2 separate regions of the Homo sapiens genome follow, and region 1 is linked to region 2. A link is an interaction called in ENCODE POLR2A ChIA-PET data of the cell type or tissue named here. Cell type or tissue: Panc1. All regions are shown on one strand. Links, peaks and the distances in the headings refer to the core of each region. The heading gives the core; the rest is flanking DNA.

Region 1 (5,000 bases), core at 1-5,000, 300 kb after region 2:
TAATTAGTATTAGTTGTTGTCTTTGCTATTATTTTGATGTGGTGGTTGTTTGGTTTCACCTGTGTACTATCAGGACATGCTGAAATAAAATTTAAGAATTGGCTTTATAATATTAGAAAAGCAAACTTTTGTACGATATGGGTATGAAAAATTGTTGGGAGTCTACTTTTTCTCTCTTACCTAATTTGTCTTAGTCTTTTTAAAGCTTAGATTTTCCAAATGAGCCATAGCAAAATATAATGTTTAAAAATGTTTAAATTCTAAGCACTATGTCATAGTTAAATAACTTAAAGGTGCTACATCTTATACAGTCCAAAAGGAACATAATTAGTAAAATTCTACAATTTAGAAAAAAAAATAGCTGACAGTGACTGATTTATAAAAGTAAAATATCTTTTGTTAATACTAATATTCTTTTTATAAATTAATTGATGACAAAAAATTGAGTGAATGAGATTTGCAGTTCATTTATCTATGATGCTGGTTTATTTAATCTCTATAATTTGCTGTATTTGAAAGAGCATAGTGATAGAGGTCATGATAAAATCTAGGCCCAGTGCCACAACTAAATCCCTGTAGGAACTCTCAAGGTTTTGATTTCATCTCTGAATGGGAATAACACCTTCCAAGAATATTATGAAGATTAAAAAGTTACGTATCATAAATACACACAGAGTAACAATACTGGGAATATTGCAACTTGTAAGAAAGAGGAAGCATATGGCATATTCTGATGGTTAGGGATATGGACTCTGTAGCTGGGATGCCTGAAAGAGAACTCTGACTCCACTAATGGCTAGTTATATGAAATTGTGCAGATAATTTAACTTCTCTGAGTTTGCATTTTTCTTTGTCTATATAATGGGGATAATAATAGTACCTACCTCACACATAGTGTTAATTTCTATTAGTGGTTCTCATTAAGATAGTATTGTTGTTCATCCCTGGTTGTTAGCCATCATGTATCTGAGTTAGAGAGTCATTGATTTTAGAAAGTCCCGAGGAGACTATCAGGTCAAGCAACCTGCCTCCTGCTAGACAATTAGCTTTATCCATGAGTTACCAAAGAGGGAGCCGAAACCCAGGGAAGCTGAAAGAGCTGTTGATTGTCACCCTGTGAGTTGGTGATAGAAAGATATCTGGAATCCCAGTAGTTGCCCATTTCCTAGTTCTGGGCTCTGCATTGCACTAGAATACTGTGCCATTCTAAATATGAAAAGGCAGTATGACCATTGTGCTTGTCACTTTCCATTCCCTAGATGCTATCTTATATTTGTCCTTATGAAATTTAACCTGTGACTTTCAGATCACTTAGAACCTTGGTTGGACAGTGTTTTCTAGTGTTATTTAGTATATTTTTTTGTCATCTTCTGTTGTCTTTGGGTTCCCCTAAAAGAGCTATACTCTGGGTGCCAGGAAACTTCACACATGACTGTCTTCTCTTCCTCGACTTCCCTCTCTACTTACCTTTCCAGCTCGTAGCAAATCAGAAGACTTCTCTGACACCTCTCTATGTCTAAAGGTCCTTTGATATTCTCACATGGCGGCATGAATCACAGTGTATTTTAACTGGCCTTTTCCTTGTATGTCTCCTACAATGAGCTGTTGAAGCTTCATGAAAACACAATCTGTTTTACTCAGGGCAGTTATAATTCCAATTACAAAGCACATTTCCTGGCTCCTGGCTAGGAACTCGATCATTTTTCGATGCTTCCTTGCTCAGGACTTTCTGATTCCTTCTTAAAACATTTTGGGGCATCTCCTTCTCCTGGTTTTTGGAAACATATTCTCATACTGCTATGAAGGTTTTTACTGACATTTCCAACTTCTCTTAAATTGATTCAGCAAATGTTTTTCCATAATAAATGTCATTGATATGTCATCAATATGGAGAGCAACAACAGAATGCATTGAGTAAACTCCTCCCCTGGAGGTCTGAGAATCTAGATTCCAGTTCTCACAGAGCCACCACCTTGGTGACCTTGGACAGTAGACCTTCTAAGCCTCAGTTTCCTTATCCCTTAAGTGGGGATATTAATAGAACCCATTCTCAGAGATGTTGCCAAGATTAAAATAACCAAGATAATTCCTGTAGATGATTTGGCATAGTGCCTGCCACGTACTAAGCAAGAGTTAGCCTCCGTCATTATAGTATGATCATAAAAAATGAACAGACTAAACGAAGTAACCAGAAGGAAAGAAATTTTAATTCTTAAAATGTAATAGTTTCTTGGTTTTTTTTTTTCTGTGAAACACCTGCATGGCACCTTTTTGTTATTCATACTGTTTTGACTGTGGCTGTCGTAGATTCTTGTTGAAAGTCTGAGAGACTGAGACTTGTCATTTTGAACATGGCATCAGTGGAACAGCTTATGATTCAATAATTGCATCATCCTGGACAAGCACCAGTAGAAGTGAGTCAGGACATGTGATAAAAAGACATTCATTTTGCCCCTCCTCCCTCTCTGTATTTTCTTTGCTATAAAATTATTGATGTTAAGCCCATAGTACTAATATTTCAGTTCAATTCATAATAAAATTTGAGGGCATTTGAATATATTATCTGTTGTAAATTATAATTTTATATTTGACCACAGAGTATTTGAAGTGGGTCTTTTCTTTCCCCAAAATTCTATTTTAATAACTAAAAAATATTCTTAGGAGAAGTATTATTTAAGAACAGGTTTATATTAAATAACATCATTTCACTTTCAACTTTCTGGTGGTCAAAAAATATGCTAATACTAATTAGGATATGATACACATGTTCTGTTAGAACAGTTTTGGCAGTTAGAAGACTTCTCTTCTTGTGTTTGAAAGGGATGTTACTTGGGGTAGTTATGAGCCATGTATCCAGATGTCCTGAAAGGACCAGTGGTAGATGTATTTCTATTTTTGTCTTTTCTTTTTTCTTTCTGGCATTCTAGTTGCTGAGTGACTGACTTTTGTTTTCAGCTCTTCTCACAATCACCATTGTTCTAATAACTTTGCTTAAATAGAATGTCTCCTTTTGCTATAAGCCATGGGGCCATTTACCGTTAATTTTTTAAAGTACTGAAATGAGAACCTCATAAATTAAAGAACACTCCTGATTCTGAGTTAGCAGATCCTACTAAGCCTTTTGCAGATGGAAATTTCCTTTAAATTGGTTTGTTTTCCTTTAACATTCCATTATCCTATTGTTCATTCTTTGGAGCTGTGATTTGTTTAATATATTTCAGGCTTCTTAATAAATCAAGTCATGTAAGTTATTATTTGGATCATTTCGAAACTACAACAGCTTATCAAACCTCTGAAAGAAGAATTTTGTGTTTGCCCACAGACTGAAGAACTGATTCAGTTTTATTGGCTGAGCTACCTTCATTATTCATATTTAATTCCTGGTACTGAGGGTGGGAGGAGGGAGAGGAGCAGAAAAGATACAACTATTGGGTACTGGGCCTAATATCTGGGTGATGAAATAATATGTACAACAAGCCCCCGTGACATGTGTTTACCTATTTAACGAACCCTCACATGTATCCCCAAGCCTAAAAGTTTAAAAATATATATTTGGTAAATCAATTGATGTGTTTTAAAAAATATCGCCTTTTGGCCGGGTGTGGTGGCCCATGTCTGTAACCCCAGCACTTTGGGAGGCCAAGCCGGGCGGATCACGAGGTCAGGAGTTCAAGACCAGCCTGGCCAACATGGTGAAACCCTGTCTCTACTAAAAATACAAAAAATAGCTGGGCGTGGTGGCGCGCACCTGTAATCCCAGCTACTCGGGAGGCTGAGGCAGGGGAATCTCTTCAACCCAGGAGGCGGAGGTTGCAGTGAGCCAAGATTGTGCCATTGGACTCCAGCCTGGGCGACAGAGCGAGACTCTGTCTCAAAAAAAAAAAAAAAAAAAAAAAATCATCTTTAAAGAGATAACTAACCCTTCCCCAGAAGGCAGGGCCAAAGTCTAAGGTTCTTCCAGGTCCTTTGTATTCCCTATAAATTTTAGAGTCAGCCTGTCAATTTCTATACACACACAAAAAAAGCCTGCTGGGATTATGATTGGTATTGCATTGAAATTAAATCAATTTGGGTATAAGAGACTTCAATTTGGGGATTGAGTCTATATTGAGTCTTCCAATCCAGGAACACTGTATATCTCTCCATTTAGTCAGATATTTAGTTTATTTCAACAATATTTTCAGATCTTTAGTTCCTTTCAGCAATATTTTCTCATTTTTCCTGTAAAGCTCTTGCACATCTTTTGTCCCATATCTATTGTGTATATGTGTTTTGCTAGTTATTAAATTATATTAATATAAATTTTATTTTCCAATTGTTTGTCGCATATATAGAATGTTTTAAAAATATTGTGTCCTGTGACCATGCTAAATTAACTAATTCTAGTCATTATGTCTTCATTATCTTTCTCTTGAATTTTCATTGTCTTCCCCTTCTGGGACTCCATTCATATGTAAGGCCATTTGATACTGTCTCTCAGGTCCATGAAGTTCTGTTAATTTTTCTTCATTCTTCTTTTTCTCTGTGTTCTTCAACTGAATGAATGCCATTAATAATTTGGTATGTAATGGCTCACTTAAACTTCCTTTTGTTTTTAAGATATTTCTACTCTCAGCTGTGTCTGGAATCCTTTAGTCCGGAGCCCCACCAACCCTCAGCCTAGAAGGAAGGAGGAGAAGGATAGGGTGAAAGGAAGGGGAGAGCTTCTAGCTTCAGGACAGAGATCAGAACAAACAACAGAGCAGTCATCTTGGATAAGGAAACTTCCCTCAAACCTATTACTTATATCCTCAGAAATAAGAAAAATAATGCATTTATCAAATTAAAGGATTTTGAAAAAGGGAACATTCAGAGAATAAAACTAAACTCTTGAAAGTTAAAAGGATGATAACATAAATGAAAAGCTCAGTTGAAGGATTGAAAGATAAAAGTAAGAAAATATCCCAGAAATAAGAGCAAAAAGACAGCAATGTAAAATAGGGGAGAAGATAAGAGAATTA
Region 2 (6,567 bases), core at 610-5,609:
AGGCAAGAGAATCACTTGAACCCAGGAGGTGGAGGTTGCAGTGACCGGAGATCGTGCCACTGCACTCCAGCCTGGGCAACAGAGCAAGACTCTGTCTCAAAAATAATACATAAATAAATAAATAAATAGTGAAACTAGTTCGTTTTCAGTTTCCCAAGACCTTAAACCTGGTCCACGTTACTATCTACTCTCACTTAGACCAACATCTAAACCATCTAATTAGTGTCTTACTTTCCTCTTGTTCCCTGCGTCCTATTCTCTACACTATAAACAAAGTAGTCTTTTGAAAGCACCATCTAATTTCATTAACTCAGTGCCTACAACGTATTGTGGCTCTTGGGGTAAATACCAGAATCCTTAACATGATGTTATACCCAGCAAGATCTACCTACTCCAACATCTCCATGTTTGGCTTATATTGTGCTTCTCTTTCCCCTATTATTTGTTCTCATAGCACCATATAGCTCTCTTTGAAACCCTTTGCAAGGTATAATTTTAGTTAATTACTTGATGACCCTCATTTGATAATAAACAGCAGGAGAGCAAAGACCATGTCTATTTTGGCTCATAATTATATTCCTGGTAGCTAGCTTAAAGACTTGCATACAAAAGGCTTTAACTATGTTTTCATTGCATGAATGAAGAAATACATAAATAAATGGTCAATTGTTTTCTCAACCACTAGGTACTGTTTTTAGTAGTCAGAAAACATATTTAAGGGATGAAAACTATGTCCATTTCTTACAATTCTACAATAAATACTACCTTCTAAATGTCATGGCCTTGGTGGGAAGTTATCAAGGGAGTCAGTAAAAGGATACATATTTCTACCTTTCCAGAAGAAAGAAGGGAGAGGAAAAACATAGTTATGATCCATTATCTCTGAAATTCTCTTCAATTGTCTAAATGTCCCAGTTGTTGAATGAATCTTTAACTCCCTAGAAAAGTACTGTGTGTTCACCGGGGCCTGTCAGAGGGTGGGGGGCAAGAAGATGGAGAGCATTAGGACAAACAACTAATGCATGCAGGGCTTAAAACCTAAATGACTGGTTGACAGGTGCAGCAAACCACCATGGCACATGTATAGCTATGTAACAAACCTGCACGTTCTGCACATGTATCCCAGAACTTAAACTTACAAAAAAAAAGTACTGTGTGTTTTATTTATAGAAAACATGAATTTTGAGGGTTTTTAAAAAATATATAGCCAATTATTTTACAAATGCTATAGAAAACATTCTTGTTTGTTTCAATTTTATTTACATACTGGCCCACCTTTTATAGCTCACTAGTTGTTAGACATTGGACCACAAAGATGGATAAGATATACCCAATGTTCTTGAAAAGATCTGAGCCCCACAAGGCATGATTGTCTCTTAAACAATACTAAGCAGTAAGAATTGCAATAGAAATGTGCATATGTCCCAAATGAGAAGGAACTGATATACCAGGAGAGTCTAGAAACTTATTTTGAGATTTATATGGTTAGTACATCCAAGAAGTTTATAACACTTGGCCATGCATAGTATATACCAAGTGAAAAAGAATGCCCTTTCTTCTGTGTGTGTAAATATTGTGTCCAATTAAAATTTTGTCTGAACAAGATCTTTCTTAACCTTTGATTCCTATGTAACTTCCATTGTCCTGAATTGTTTTCTTCATTTCTGATTTTTGACTCTTGTTACCAATTTTGTCTATGGCAGGGGTCCCCAGTCCCTGGGCCACAGACTGGTACTGGTCCATGGCCTGTTAGGAACCATGCTGCACAGCAGGAGGTGAGCAGCAGGTGAGCAAGCAAAGCTTCATCTGTGTTTACAGCCGCTCCCCATCACTCACATTACCACCTGTGCTCTGCCTCCTGTCAGATGAGAGGCGGCATTAGATTCCCATAGGAGGAAGAGTTCCTATTGTGAACTGCACATGCGAGGAATCTTGGTTGTGTACTCCTTATCAGAACCTAATGCCTGACAATCTGTCACTCCTCCCATCACCCCCAGATGGGACCGACTAGTTGGAGGAAAACAAATCCAAGTCTCCCACTGATTCTACATTATGGTGAGTTGTATAATTATTTCATTATATATTACAATGTAGTAATAATAGAAATAAAATGCACAATAAATGTAATGTGCTTGAATCATCACAAAACAAACCCCTCCTCCTTGGTTCATGGAAAAATTGTCTTCCACAAAACTGGTCCGTTGTGCCAAAAACTTTGGGGACCACCGGTCTAAGGCATTTTCCTTCAAGTAACCTCCCAGTAATCAACCTTGACTACGCTAACAACTTTGTCTCCTGCATCATGGACAGAACCAGTAAATAGACTCCTGACCAGCCCTGTATTTCATCTATCCCTCCAACCTAGGCAAGACCTGTACATGTATTTTATGTAAAGAGGGAGATAGATGTGAACACAAATAAACTTGCAACACCAGCAAAAGCAAACAGTATGGTGATATGAGAGGCCACATAGCATGTACTTGAGAGTATGTGTTCTCGAGTAAGAAGTCAGATGCTATCTCTTATTAGGTGGATGAAATGAAGCAACTTACTTAACCTCAATCATGAATGAGAATAATAATGATATCTATCTCATAAAGCAATAGCAAGTATTAAAGTAAAGAATTTAGGTAATATGCTTAATACAGTGCCTGGCACCTAAAGGACAAAAAATAAACAATAGGCATGAGAATGATTAACAAAGGAATTATAAAGATGTGTATAAAATGCTGCAGGAAACCAGATCAAGTTATGAGTGACTCTGCTTAAGAAGTTCACTGAAGGAGAGACATTTGAGCTAAACGTCAAAGAGTAGAGGGAAGCCAGGAGGGAGATTGGCAAAATGACATTCAGAGACAGGAAACATCACAAACTAAAAATAAATGGTAGATTTGAGGCTTAAGAGACTACAGAAAAAAATAAATGATAAGCTTGCTTGAATCAGGGGCTCAGCTCTGGATAACAGAGAAGAATCTAAACTAAATCTTGGAGATATTTCCTAGAACGGGTTTCAAGGTGATGGCATAAATTGTATTAAAGTCGTTTGTGTGTAAAGTATATGCCATTAACAGCCTTGACTTCACAATATGGAGTTGTTATTAAAAGCTCACTCTCTTCTTTGAAGACATTTATATGGAAACGCTAAGTGTTTTTACAATCATGATTATCAGCTACTTCTGTTGTTGAAAATTCCTCTTAACATTTTGCTGACCAAAGTGCACATTTTCAGGGTCAAACTATAAATTCAAAGATATAGGCCACGATTTCCTTGTTTACTCAGAGGCTACGTCTGGGCTCTGGAGAGACATTCTTCTAAACTCTCCCAAAAATATGCTTTTGGTCATCACATTCAAACAGAACATTCTTCTTGAATCTTACTATTTTATGTCAATGTCTGTCTCTGTCTCCCCACACCCCCTATGCTGGCCCTTCTCACTCTTTTTGTCAGTTCGAGCTCTTTCATGATTGGCACCCTCCCTGTGAGACTTTGAACAATTTGGTATTTTGCTTATGTTTGTTTTTAGCCTCACATATGCTATGAATCACCCAATACTTTCTGCTCCATTACTACCAAGCTGACGTTTGAAAAACACAGTTTGCTATTTTATTTTCCTCTTCCATTATTCATTCGGCCCCTCCAAATGTATTTTTTTTTTTACACATGAACCCAGCGCTAAAAATACGCATCAGTTGAAGGTTCTGCCAAAATACTTAGTGAATGAGTAATTCAACTTATCCAAGACCGAAAGAAGTATGGGGGTCCTCGGAAATGAATGAACCAATTTGTCTGAAACCTGACTTCATTAAGACATAAAAGTGTGACTATATGGGATATAAAGTCACTGAGTCAGTCTGACATTCAATGTAGACCTCATGTCAGCCTTCAGGAATTGACATCCTTCCCCAAATATTGCAGGTTCAGCCAATGTTCTTATTCACAGCACAAGCATAGTGTGACCCCTGTGTTCTTTTTTAAATTTCTTTATAGCTCTTCTCTTTATCTATGTTTGTTTATTTTCTTGTCTGTATCTCTCATATAGAATGTAATTCTCTGAAGGAAGAAATGACTTTCTGTGCTGTTTTCCCAGCACAAAATGAGTGCCTTGAACAGGGTAGGTGCTCAAATTTGTTGAATCAATTGTCCCCCAAAGTCCAATAAGCCCTAACTATTAATTCCTTTTTTAACTTGTATTATTCCTAAGAATAAAATAATAACAATGGTTATAATTCACGACTCCCTGCTACATGGCTAGAACTGTGCTAGCACACTAATAGAGCTATATAACATTATCCTGTGTCATCCCCACAGCTTCTCTGAGTGATCAATACTTGTACCTCATTTTGCAAATTTTGCAGACTATTGAAGCTCAGAGAGGTGAGGTAATTCATCCAAGGTCACATAGCCCAGAAGCAAAAGCTTAGGCCTTAAGTCTTGGACTGCTTTACCAGTTTATCATACTGCCACTGCTTGCCATCAAGTGCCATGTATCTTTGTCAAATAAGTCCTTTTTTGTTGAGTCTGGATTGGAGCTAAAGAAAGGAGTTGTCAGTGTGAGTGGTTTGCTTCCCCTCTTCTCATATGTTGCAGAGCGTTAGGGATGATTATTCACTCTCCTGCTTCTTGTCCCTCTGGCTACTTCAGTTCACCACACCCTTTGGGAAAAACAAAACAAAACTGACCTCTTTTCCAAAACTCATCCATCTTTCCCAGTTATATTTCTTTTCTTTCTTTTTTCTTTTTTTTTTTTGGAGATGGAGTTTCGCTCTTGTTGCCCAGGCTGGAGCACAGTGGTGCAGTCTCGGCTCACCACAGCCTCTGCCTTCCGGGTTCAAGCGATTCTCCTGCCTCAGCCTCCCGAGTAGCTGAGATTACAAGCACGCACCAACATGCCTGGTTAATTTTGTATTTTTAGTAGAGATGGGGTTTCTCCATGTTGGTCAGGCTGGCCTCGAACTACCGACCTCAGGTGATCCACCCACCTTGGCCTCCCTAAGTGCTGGGATTACAGGCATGAGCCACCGCGCCCAGCCTCCCAGTTATATTTCTAAGCAAATCTGGGGGGATTCAAGCTTCACAGTAAAGTCCTACCATCAAACTAGATCATAAGCTCCCCCTGCTCCTGAGGGATTTCACAGGCCACTGGAAGTGTGTGAACAACTGCATCAAAGGTGGCTGACTCTCCACAAAAAAAGCAAACCAGGGGAAGGACCGCCCTTGTATGCTCTTTGACGTTTTCCTTCTGGATCCAGTTCCATGCCTCTGCCTGGGACTTTTAAAGATCTCTGGCTTTATTTACTCTCTCCACTTCATCTAGTGAGCCTTGAGTCATAGCCACCAGCCATCCAGATAAGGCAACCACTTCTTTGTTCTTTCTTGCTTGCTTGCTTTTGTGCTTTCTTGCTTTCTTTCTTCTTTCTTTCTGTCTTACTTTCTGTCTCCCTTCCTTTCTGTTTTTATTTTATTTTATTTTATTTCTTTTCTTTTCTTTTTCTTTCTCTTCTTTTTTCTTAGATTTTACAATTCACTGAATTTCCCCTGCATTGATAGTTTATTTCCCAGCAATATAAACTCCAGATCATTATTCAAGTCTCAGTAAATATAACTTCCTCACAATACTTTCTGATTATCCAAAGCAGAATTAATGTCTCCATAAAAGTTTGCACAAACTCTACAATATCACTTACCACACAGAATAAATAGCTGTTTACCTGTCATCTACCCACTGTAGACTTCCAACACCCTGTGATCAGGGATTACATCACATTAATCTTTCTACTCCCCACTAATCATCTGCCATTTAGTAGATGTGCAATAAGTGTTGAGTGAGTTTTATGTCCACACAGGTTATTCATCCTCTGTTGGAACACTTCTAATGACAACTCACTATTTCAAGATCCAGTCATTTCTATTGTTGCACAGATATAATTATTATAAGGTCAAAGTTTTTTCTTACATTGGACTGATCTCAGTGTCTCTGACATTTCCTCTTTTGGTTCTGGTTTGGCCCTCTGGACCCACCCAGATGAAGTTGGCTCCTCGTTAGGGATTTAAAGACAGTAAACGTGCCCTCCCTAACTCTTCTCTCCTCCAAGTTAAACAGCCTGCTTGCCTCTAGTGAGGGCCTGCACATGAGGACCTGTAAATCTTAGCCATCCTGGTTCTTCTTCCCAGGATAACCTCTAATCATCAATATTCCTTTGAAAGAGGGTTCCCATGCCACATCCCAGACATGGAAGCAATACTGAGTACTATGGGATTCCACTAGGCTGGGCACTATACTTTTACAAATAACCTTAATAATATATTTTTGGGTATTCTGTCAGTTCTTTGGTCTTTTTTTTTTAACAGTGAGGAAATCAGATTTCTACTGAATCCTGCTACAATTAATTTTGTAACCTTAAAAGTAAAACTTTATATTTGTCAGTGTTAACAAATCTTATTTATTTGAGATTTGGGGGTATTTAGGTCTAGAAGACTGAACTCTGAATATAATAATAATTTTACAATTAGCAGATGCACTCTCCTCTTTGATAAGCCTATAAACAATTCATCTCTGTGTCCTGCCA

What was found. Peaks named below come from ENCODE experiments on the same cell type or tissue, not always from the same donor. Only the 100,000 strongest peaks of a DNase experiment are listed, where the experiment ranks them.
Region 1: POLR2A ChIA-PET joins it to region 2 with 17 read pairs; 2 of 35 experiments call an interaction of 5 or more read pairs at or near these places.

What each region holds. Positions count from the first base shown.
Region 1 is chr5:143,339,374-143,344,373 of GRCh38, reverse strand. The region is part of intron 2 of NR3C1 (nuclear receptor subfamily 3 group C member 1); the gene reads left to right. Among named protein-coding and RNA genes, the nearest start is that of NR3C1, 62 kb to the left of the region's middle. In Panc1, for the core only: a CTCF peak has its summit at 1,086; a DNase peak (open chromatin) is centred at 2,383; H3K27ac peaks cover 2,652 bases.
Region 2 is chr5:143,634,115-143,640,681 of GRCh38, reverse strand. No RefSeq gene overlaps it. Among named protein-coding and RNA genes, the nearest start is that of MIR5197, 42 kb to the left of the region's middle. In Panc1, for the core only: no CTCF peak of the experiment used is centred there; no DNase peak of the experiment used is centred there.